Linked DNA regions of Homo sapiens: region 1 is linked to region 2. The links are chromatin contacts, found by Hi-C in ENCODE. All regions are on one chromosome and are shown on one strand. Each heading gives the region's core, a stretch centred on a gene start or an enhancer-like site at or near the end of the contact. The rest is flanking DNA. Distances are from core to core; before and after follow the strand shown.

The links. A loop is a pair of places that touch in the nucleus more often than their neighbours do. Pooled maps may share reads with other maps.
Region 1: a loop to region 2 is called in a map of Caco-2, with 20 times the contacts of the local background. The contact joins the promoter of PAPPA2 here to the enhancer-like site in region 2. A Hi-C loop is called at or near these places in 3 of 168 maps with a recorded cell type or tissue (Caco-2, HCT116 and naive thymus-derived CD4-positive, alpha-beta T cell), 1 of 37 single-sample maps with no recorded cell type and 9 of 50 pooled maps.

Annotation. Positions count from the first base shown.
Region 1 is chr1:176,460,937-176,466,656 of GRCh38, reverse strand. It overlaps PAPPA2 (pappalysin 2), which reads right to left and starts at 3,482. Exons shown (of 23, transcript NM_020318.3): 1 at 3,239-3,482.
Region 2 is chr1:175,152,868-175,157,924 of GRCh38, reverse strand. It overlaps KIAA0040, which reads left to right. Exons shown (of 4, transcript NM_014656.3): 4 at 1-939. Among named protein-coding and RNA genes, the nearest start is that of KIAA0040, 37 kb to the left of the region's middle. RefSeq lists an enhancer at 3,479-3,978. Within about 2 kb of position 1,743, at least 2 of the 41 ENCODE cell types and tissues checked have a DNase peak (open chromatin) inside an H3K27ac peak, as active enhancers do.

The DNA.
Region 1 (5,720 bases), core at 2,233-4,732, 1.3 Mb before region 2:
TGCTGCACAGACTCTGATTCATTCAAGGCTCACTCTCTCCATGAGACCTTCCCTGATTTCTAAAGCACTCATCAGATTCCTTCTTTTCTGACTCCCTGTAATATGTAAGTATGGTTCCTCTTTATCATACCATTTGAAACTTAATCTCTTTTCATCTCACATAATATACTAATATTAATATTTAATATGATAACTTACTTGACCCAGGGAGGCCTGAATGTACCTGGAGGTAACTACTCATAAATTAGAATTGGAAGGACCCTAGCCAATCAGATGATGGTGCTTGAAATTTTATCATTAGAATTATAGAAAGAGAATCAAAAATGATTGGACATTACTCACTCAGTCCAACCTCTTGCCTAGCACAAGAATCCTTCCACAGTAGCTTGGCCGATGTTCATTTGGCCTTTGCAGCAATTTTTCCAATTACAGGAATTTCATTTTCTTTGCAATAATTCATTCCCATATAGGACCTCATTAAGCTTCTATATGAAGTTTTTATATAGAAAATAATTCTTCAAGTTTGAAGAATTATTAAAGGTAATACCCTTCAGCAGAGATAACATGTTAAACACGCATGTATTATCTGTCACTTAGACCTAATTCTGCATGTTGCCTAATACATTTTTTAAAACCTAAGACATTTAATAGATAACTAATTTATAGATAACTAAGAAAAAGTGGAGCACTCTGATAGGAGAATGAACAAAAAGTCTGATAAGACAACTTATAAAAAAAATGATATACAGGAACAGAAAACCAGATACCACATGTTCTCGCAAAAGGAAGCTAAATGATGAGAACACATGACACATAGAGGGGAACAACACACACTGGGGCCTACCGGAAGGTGGAGAGTGGCAGGAGGGAGAGGATCAGGAAAAATAACTAATGGGTACTAGGCTTAATACCTGTGTGATGAAATAACCTATGCAAAAAAAAACCCATGACACAAGTTTACCTATATAACAAACCTGCACATGTACTCCTGAACTTAAAAGTTAAAAAAAAAAAAAAAGAATGGCCTGGGTCAGGATAGGCATGAGGTTACAGTAGAAAAGAAACAATAAAAAAGGTAACTTTGTATTAAATATTGAAGTATGAATTAAATTTCAGAGTTTTTGCAGCCTTTGAAGAAAAAACAGGTGATATATGTGCCCAATAAATATAGGAAAAAATGCGTCTAATCTAACAAGTAATCAAATAAACGTTGTCACCTGTCAACTTGGACAACCACTTTGAAAAATAAAAAATAGCCAGTATAGGGAGACCTGTGAAATAGGGTCTCCCATTCACTACTGGTGAGAGTATAAGTTGTTGCAGTCTTCTGGAAATGATTTGCATGTGTGTCATGCCTCTCCATACACTTTTAACTAGTCATCTTGCTTTTTGAAGTGTATCCTAAGAAAATAACCAAAGAAGCAGACAAAGATTTATATATAGGGATGCTCATCCAAGTAGCATTTACCACAGCAAAAAGTTGAAAACAACTTAGATGTACCCCAAAAAATGGGAAGGAAGAAAATATATCATGGCACATCCACATGTCAGAATGCAACAAACACAGAACACCATGTTTTGGAAATTATTTTATGTCTTGGGAAATAGCAAATATGCAATTTTAAGTGAAAATGCAAGATTATAAAATTATACGTGTATTAGAATCCTACTTTTATTTAAAAATATAAATATGAATAATTCAAAGTGAAAACACCTATCCAGCAATAACCACTATCCAGCCACCTATCCGGTGATAACCACTGCATATGGATATTGGGATTATGGATTGTTTTATAGTTTCTTCTTCAAATTTTTCTGCATAGTTCTAACTTTCTACAGTAACTTCTATTATTTTTATAATTAAAAAACTATTTATATGATTTGGAATGCTTTACAGTGAACTAGTTAAGAAGAAACTCTTCAAACTCCCAGGTAGCTAAGGCAGTGTTTAGCAGATAACTATGCGGAGAGCCATGTCCAGCACCTGGGGTATTTCCTAAGCAAAGAGCTGGTGGCAGCTAGAGAGAGTTTGGGAAAAAGCTATATCTTTTCATCTTTGTATCCTCAACACCCAATATCGTACCTCATCTGGACCAGAAACATAATTTACAAGGCCTGGTGCAAAATAAAAATTCAGAACTTCTTGTTTGAGAAATATTACAAATTTCAAGATGTTAACAGTGCATTGAACCAAGCACAGGGCCCTCCTAAGTGTAGGGCCCTGTGTGACTACAGAGATCCCACACCCATGAAGTGGGCCATACATTGTAGGTGCTCAATAAATACTTGTTGAAAGGAAAGAAAGAATGAGTAGATAGAATAAATACAAACAGACTTCTCAACTGTGCCCAATGGCAAAACTAGACTCAGCAAGATTTGAAATTATGGGAGTGTTCTGTACTCCTAGAGGTTAAATTTTTAAAAGAAGAAGAAGAAATTATGGGAGAGTATGAGGTCATAGGCATAAGAAATCACTGTTCCAGAATTTTCCCAGAGAGTTTATATTCAAACTACACTGTCCTGTTGTCCTCAAAAATGTATCTGTTAGATCATAGTCCACAGTTTCTATTTTTGATCTGGACAACATGATCAGTGCATCTATAGAAGAAATAAATATTATCACTTCTGTCTGTTCCAATAAGATATTTGGCTCAATTATATCCTCCCTCACTGCTTTTGCCTCAACCTACTTTTCCTCTCATAACCCTAAGCTTAGCAATAGAACTCTCCTTACCCATCCTTTCCTTCCTGCACCCCACACACACTCATCCTCAGCACTCCCTCTGCCTTTAATGCCAGCCAAGCAGACACTGAACATGAGAAGGTGTCTGCAGAGGATGTGAATAACCCTCATCCTAATCCCCTCCATGGTCTCCCTGCACAGGCCTGGATGAGGCCCAGGAGAACTGGAGTTGCCAGCTCACAGAAGCAGTTGCAGCCTAAAAGAAGACCAGGCAGCCAAAGGTTGTCACTTATCAAAGAAAAATGAGACAATTTGTTACAAGTTATTAGACTGGAGAAACTGAGCCATTAAGTGGGAGCCTGACCCTTGGATGGGAACAATGATGCTAAAGGGAGATGCTCATCCCCGCTTACAGGGCTGCGTCCCAGCCCTCTGATGCCAAAAGAATACAAGAAGTCTAACACCCCCCTGCACAAGCCAAGTTAGCAAACGTCCAGCATCTTGTTCAGTCAGCAGACATGCTATGGTAATAGTAGTGACACCCCCAATACATACCAAGTGTTTTGCTCCTTAATCACTGTCACAGACAATTGATACTGCCATTGATACTCGTGGGCTTGGGGAGGTCCCCAAACACCCGTAGGACCTCAATCCTGGCTGGCGTCCAGGCTCTTGACACTGTTGTGAGAAGGAATTTAAGGATGAGTTGGAAAATACTGAAAGTGCAGAGATGTATCACAAAGCAAAAAGTACACACCCGAGAAAAGGGAGTGTGTGCCTACTCAAGAGAGAGAGTCATGCCCAGTGGGGTTCAGGGTTTCCATCTTTATGAGTTTCTTTAACTAAGAGGTGGAATATTCATGAAGATTCCTGGGAAAAGGTGAACATTTCCTGGAACTGTGGTACCACCCATTTTTACACCAATTTGGGTGTTCCCGGACTATCACGGCACTGGTGGGTGTGTGATTTAGTAAGTTAATGAACATATAATGAGGTTATAGGTGAAACCCATGTCAAATCCAGCACCATTTTGGGTCCAGTTGGTCTTAGCCAGCTTAGCCTACATCTGGTTTTCAGGATCTTATCAGCCCCTAGTTTATGCAGCTATTTCAACAATTTCCTTTTGCTAGTCATGTGAAACTGCTAACTGCTCCATTCTCCAGCTACCACCCAGTATTACCACTTGGTCCTTACAAGAACATGTGATGTAAGATAGGACAAGTATTCAATCTCAGTTTATAATTTAGGAAACTGAAACATCAAGAGGTTAAGTGAGGCCAGGCACAGTGGCTCATGCCTATAATTCCAGCACTTTGGAAGGTTGAGACAGGAGAATCACTTGAGTTCAAGACCAACCTGGGCCACATAAGGAGGGCCCATCTCTACAAAAAATTTAAAAATTAACCAGGTGTAGTGGTGCATGCTTGTGGTCCCAACTACTAAGAAGGGCTGAAGTGGGAAGATTGCTTGAGCCTCAGAGATCAAGCCTGCAGAGATTTGATCATACCACTGCACTCCAGCCTGGAAGACAGAGCAAAACCCTGTATCAAAAAAAAAAAGAAAGAAAGAAATAGAGGGAGATAGAGAAAGGAAAGGAAAGGAAGGGAAAGGAAATGAAAGGAAAGGAAAGGAAAATAAAGGGGGAAAAAAAGCTGAAGTTACTTACCCATGGTCAGAATTTTAGCTAATCACAGGCCCGGGACAAAAACCCAGGTTTCCTGAGTTTAGTTTAATGGCTCTTTCTACATTGCTATGGTTGAGGCTAGGTGTAAGTATTTCTCAATTACAGCCAGACTAATGGAGGTAGGGAGGTATACAGGAAGGATGAGGGTGGATGAAACAGACTCTAGGAGGAATTTCTGGGCATTTTTACATTAATAAATAAGACATAAATAATTTGTCATTTATATTGCAGCTTAGTGGCTACCCTGTTTTTAATTAATCACATAAAAGCAGGAAGCCTGACCAAAAGTGGAACAAACAATTTCTATTTTGGTTTGGAATGAGATTATTTTTGCTTTATTTGAATATATGATTCTGATGTCCTGGGGACACTTTTTAAACCAGATAGTGAAGCCAGCCTTGAATAGCTGACTCAATTCAATCCAACAAGTGTTATTGAGCACGTTCTCCCAGCCTTAGACTTGTGGCTGACCTTGATTGTCTCCCTCAGGCAGATGCTTCTTTCAAGCCCCTATTTTGCAAGCAAAGGTCCCATTATAGCAGTTATCAGATTAGAATATTTTTGTCTGTGTGGCTGCTTTACCACTGTATTGTGAGCCTTGGAAGGCAGGACCCATACCCTAGTCATCTTTATAACTCAAAAGTCTAGGAGATGAGCTGAGAGATGACTGGTGTTGGTAAATCTGTCTGATAGATAAGCTAATGAATGCACAAACTGGCTAACCTGAAAAGATCATTGACCTCTCCAAAGTTTCAGGTCTCTTATTTATGAAATAGATATGGGTACACCTATTCTGCCTGAGCCATGGGTTTGTTAAAAGATTAAATGTTTATATGTTTATTTTCTGGCCTTCACACACACAGACCTCAAGCAAACTTAAATGTCAAAAACCTGAAGACAGGAGCCTTGTTCCTCTTGTTCATGGTTGTGTCCTCAATATCTATACTGGTACCTTAGTAAGTGCTCAATTAATATTTGTAGAAGGGAGGAAGGTGGGACAGAAAGGTATAGGAGAATATTTTATAAACACTAATGTCTCCAAAAAGTTAGAATTCCCCCAACCAAAATGCAATACATTGTGATCATCAGAAAGCACCTTGTGCTGCTTAAAGACTCTGTCCTGTTATCAGTTCTGCCCCATCAGTGGATCAGTCCCTTCTGTCATCTGTGGATAAGGAGCATTGCACTCACACTTCTCCTTCTCAGACGAGGCCAACTGTGTCTTTTTCAAATTTTCTGTGGTAAAGGATAAAGGGGGAAGCCATAGAGTCATATCAACAATGCCAGTAACCAAGAAAAATGGCTGCCAAAACTTACCTAGGACTCACCTAGGATTCATAATGCCATTTGTGG
Region 2 (5,057 bases), core at 494-2,993:
GGACCTCAGGACCAGAGACTGCTTGACTCATCTGGGGAGGGTAAGTTCACGGGGGACAAAAAAATGATTCCTAAAGAAGAGGCTTCCTAGACCAGCACAGGCTCGAGAAAGACATCCCCTAGGCCTGGACTTCTGAGCAGCTTTAGCCAGGCTCCGGACGGCAGCCAGAGGAGGCCTTTCCCCATTGCTCCTTTCCCCATTGCTCAATGGATTCCATGTTTCTTTTTCTTGGGGGGAGCAGGGAGGGAGAAAGGTAGAAAAATGGCAGCCACCTTTCCAAGAAAAATATAAAGGGTCCAAGCTGTATAGTATTTGTCAGTATTTTTTTCTGTAAAATTCAAACACACACAAAAGAAAAATTTATTTAAATAAAATACTTTGAAAATGAAAAGTCTTGATGTAGTCAGATGGTTACTCTCTTAACATTAGGTATTACCCCCACTCAGACATCACTCAGAAATGATCAATGCAGGGACTCTTTCTGTGACACAAATGTCCCAGCCCTCCCTGGTCACCGCCTTCGCCATGGTAGAGTCATAGGTCTGAGGATGAGGAATGTGGCTGTCTCACCCTTGCTTGCAAAACAGATGGCCTTGGAGACCAGACTCCCTCAAAGGTGCCAGCTACAGGAAAAATATACTGATGTTCCTTGGCAACACTTACAGAACTTTCCATCAATGAGGTCCATCAATGGCTTCTTAAAGGAAAAGGGGGGAAATAGCAAAAACCTAAGGAAGAATGGACCTTTGAGTTAAATCCAGTGTTTGTTGGGAAAGGAGGGATCAAAAACCTCTATAGTAGCCACTAGGGCAAAAACTGTGTGTATGTGTGTGTGTAAGTGTGTGTACACTGTTCAATATGGTTCAATATGGTACCAATAGCCACATGTGACTATTTAAATTCATTGCAATGAAATAAAATTAAAGGTATACTAGCTCAGCTATGTCTGCCATATTTCTTTTTTCTTTTTTTTTTTTTTTTTTTTTTGAGATGGAGTCTTGCTCTGTCATCCAGGCTGGAATACAGTGGTATGATCTTGGCTCACTGCAACTTACACCTCCCGAGTTCAAGTAATTCTCATGCTTCAGCCACCTGAGTAGCTGGGATGACAGGCATGTGCCACCATGCCCAGCTAATTTTTTTTATATTTTAGTAAAGATGGGGTTTCACCATACTGGCCAGGCTGGTCTTGAACTCCTGGCCTCAAGTGACCCGCCAGCTTCCCAAAGTGCTGGGATTATAGGCATGGGCAACTGCGCTTGGCCATGCCAGCCACGATTCAAGTGCTCAGTAGCTACACGTGGCTAGCGGCTGCCATCCTGGACAGCATAGGTCTATGATCTTGGGGGCAGGGTCAGACACCTGGGAAAAACAGCCATGCTGACTGGATTTCAAGGAGGGCTTAAGAAGGAAGGCCTAGAGCACAGGTGGACTCTTTGCCTTATCTCGCCCAAGGCAGGTTATGTCTGTAGTTCAGATGAGTTCATTCCTGGGCTCCCTTCCCCATCACCACACACTCATGACAACCAGAGAACAGAGACTCTTCATTCAGCTCCTTGTTCATCCACCCAGGACATTGCTAAACATTCTGGTGCAGAGGAGGAACTGATGCTCAGAAACCATCTGGGAGGGGAGCAGCTGCTGCACCCCTGAGGGGATGCCAGTGCTCAATGCCTGCAGCCGCACCTGCCCCGGCTCCATCCTGGCCTTGGGGTATAATATGGATTTGGACAATGAATGCCATCACGTCCTTAGCATTCTCAGTTTATCACAGCACTCTGCACTGGCCCCTTGCCCGTTGACCTTAGTAGTATTTCCCAATTCAAAGTCACAGGTTTACTGGACTGGAAAAAAATCCCTTCAACCCGCTTTCTGTCTTAGACTCAAAGGGTTGTTTTCAAACACCTGTGTGGGCAATGTCACACTATATTTCTTCAGGAATGGCTGTGACTGTGTACCTCCAGCCCTCTTTTGAGGCTGTTCATCCCATTAACATTTCTGACTGTTTACTATATGCCAAGCACGCTAGGTGCCAGTGATACTAAGTTGTCCTAGAGGGGCTCAGAACCTGGTAGGGGGGCACAGACAAGCAAACCATGACAAGACAGTGTGGCCATTGCTTCCTTAGAGGGAAGCTCCCAGGCTGGCTTCAGGACAGGCCGGGGGAGATCGCCTAGGAGGTGTCTAGAGACTTGCACAGGAAGAAACTGAGAAAGGAGGGCCCCAGCTGCACAGTCTACAAAGGCAAGTGCACCCTGGAGTAGTGATGCAGGCAGACAGGATGATGGGGACGATTCAGAAACCATCAGGGCTCTCTGGAAGCCATAAGTGCAGTGAGCTAGGACTCATGACTAGGGTTGTCCCAACCCTGATGCTAACTCCGACTCTCACTAGTTATGTAATTTGGACCCATGGCTTAATCTCTCTGTAAGACTTACCTGCTAAATAAAGCTAATGAGAGTAGCTACCTCATAGGGAGCATTAAATGATCGTGTGTACAAAGCATTTAGCACAGGACGTGGCTTATATTAAGTGCCCAATAAATGTTACTTATTATTATTAAGGGTTGAAGGAAAACCGTGAGAGAGCTGTGTCCTAGGAACCAAAGGAAAAGAAATTTCCAAGAAGAAAGTGATGGTCCATAGAGTCAAATGATGCAGGCAAATCGAATGAGATAGGGATTGAAAATAATTAGCATTTTCTATTCCCCATGGTGTGATGTGTTCCCTAATTTCACCACATACTGCACTATCTACAGGATTACCAATACTCCATGGATTAAGGTCTGCAGATTTGCAGATTAGGCAAGGCTGCCTAATTATCTGTCCCGCCTCTGCCCACAACGAAGTCGCCCCAGCTTGTCAGTGCCACCTGGTGGCCAGATCAGGAGAAAGCGTGAGTCAACATCTTTTTCACCTTAGAAGTGTTTCCTGGAGAACATCCATCTAGCTAGTTCACCTGTTCTCAAATTAAATGTGCAAAAGAGTCACCGGGTTTTATGTGAAATTCACAAATCTGTCAGGGTCCGGAATGCCGTGCTCATGTGACATATGGGGGATTTCCATAAATCATAGGTCTCAACTGTTGTTACAAACATATTTTGGTGAAGTGTTCTATATATAGCCTCACTACAGTAAAGCTTCCCTAACCACACAAGTCTTGCCCATTGCAGTAAGACTAGACCACATTGCAATTGTGTGTTGCTTCTATTCCCAGCACCCCACCCCTATTTTGACCCCCATTAGAATTAGCTTTATGAGATTAGAATTAGAACTGTCTTATTCACTAGTATATCTTCAACACCTAGCATGGAGCCTGGCACATACTATATGCTAAATAAATGTGTTGATTGGGGGAAATAAACACTGAGGTGTTTCTTAAAAATGCAAATTCCCTGTCTCTCCCTGCCCTTCTGGCTGATTATTAAGTCTAGGGTGATGCCAGACAACCTGCTCTAATAAACACCAGGTCAATGCAGGTGGTCCCTGAACCACACCTTGAGAAATACTATCAAAACAACAAAAGAACTGTGTACGGTCAAATAAGTTTGCAAACACTGCATAGTATAACTTTCCCACTTCACCCCCTTGGGATCTGCAACGCATTTATCACATTAAAGTTTCTAGCAGGTGCTGTAATAAAGAATTTGGTTTAACTCCCCTTAAAATTTTCCCAAATTTATTTAACCACAAGCCTCTTTTTCTTTTAGCACATCTGGAGGAACAAAGATTCAGGGGCCACCATTTGGGAAATGCTGCCATGGAGGGCTAGTACGCACTCCACACATCCTTTGCTCCTGACTTCCATGGAGGGCTGGTGCGCACTCCACGCATCCTCTGCTCCCGTCTTCCATGAAGGGCTAGTGCGCACTCCGGCGTCCTCTGCGCCTGTCTTCCATGGAGGGCTAGTGCGCACTGCGGCGTCCTCTGCTCCCGACTTCCAAGGAGGGCTAGTGCGCACTCCACGCGTCCTCTGCTCCCATCTTCTATGGAGGGCTAGTGCACACTCCTGGCATTCTCTCCTCCCATCTACCATGGAGGGCTAGTACACACTCCAGGCATTCTCTGCTCCTGTCTACCACGGAGGACTGGTGCGCACTCCACCGTCCTCTGCTCCCGTCTTCCATGGAGGGCTAGTGCGCACTTCGACGTCCTCTGCTCCTGTCTTCTATGGAGGGCTAGTGCGCCCTCCAGGCATTCTCTGCTCCTGACTTCCATGGACTGCTAGTGCGCACTCCGATGTCCTCTGCTCCCGTCTTCCACGGAGGGCTAGTGCGCACTCCGGCGTCCTCTGCTCCTGTCTTCTATGGAAGGATAGTGCGCATTCCAGGCATTCTCTGCTCCTGACTTCCATGGAGGACTAGTGCACGCTCCACGCGTCCCCTGCTCCCGTCTTCCATAGAGAGCTAGTGCGCACTCCACGCTTCCTCTGCTCCTGACTTCCACTACAGACTCAGTCAATGTCATCTCCAGAGGAAACTGTTTCTGCAGTGTATACAGATTCTCACTAACCTTTATGAACCTTTCTCTTTTACTCTTCCCTTTCTCTTTTACTCTTCCCTTTCTCTTTCTTCCATTTGCAACCCATAATAATCCTGTTGGTGGCTATTCATAGCAAATATGTTTTAGAGCTGCTAAAGAGACATCTCTATCAAAAGAAAAAAAAGAAAAAAAGAAAAAGTTTTAAATGAAAATATGAAGACTGAAGATCCAAGCCCACTATTTTACCATTCCAGAGTGCCTTCGTACATAAAAACCACTTTCATTATTTCACTTGATTCTCACTTTATAAATGAAGAAAATGAGGCCCAGAGAAGGTAAGCCAGTTTACCCAAAACTGGAATAGAAACCCAAGTCTTCAGACTCCTACCCCAGTGTTCCTTCTGCACACCAGGCATCGAGATCCAGGCCAATCTGATCTTGGCTCCTCAAAGACTGTTGAACTTGTAGACGCCCCTCCCTTGAGTTGGAAACTTACAGAACACAATCAAGGGTCTTCCCATAAGCCTTTAAAGTGCCCAAATGCCTCCTTTATATGTCCCACAGCAAGCCTCATCT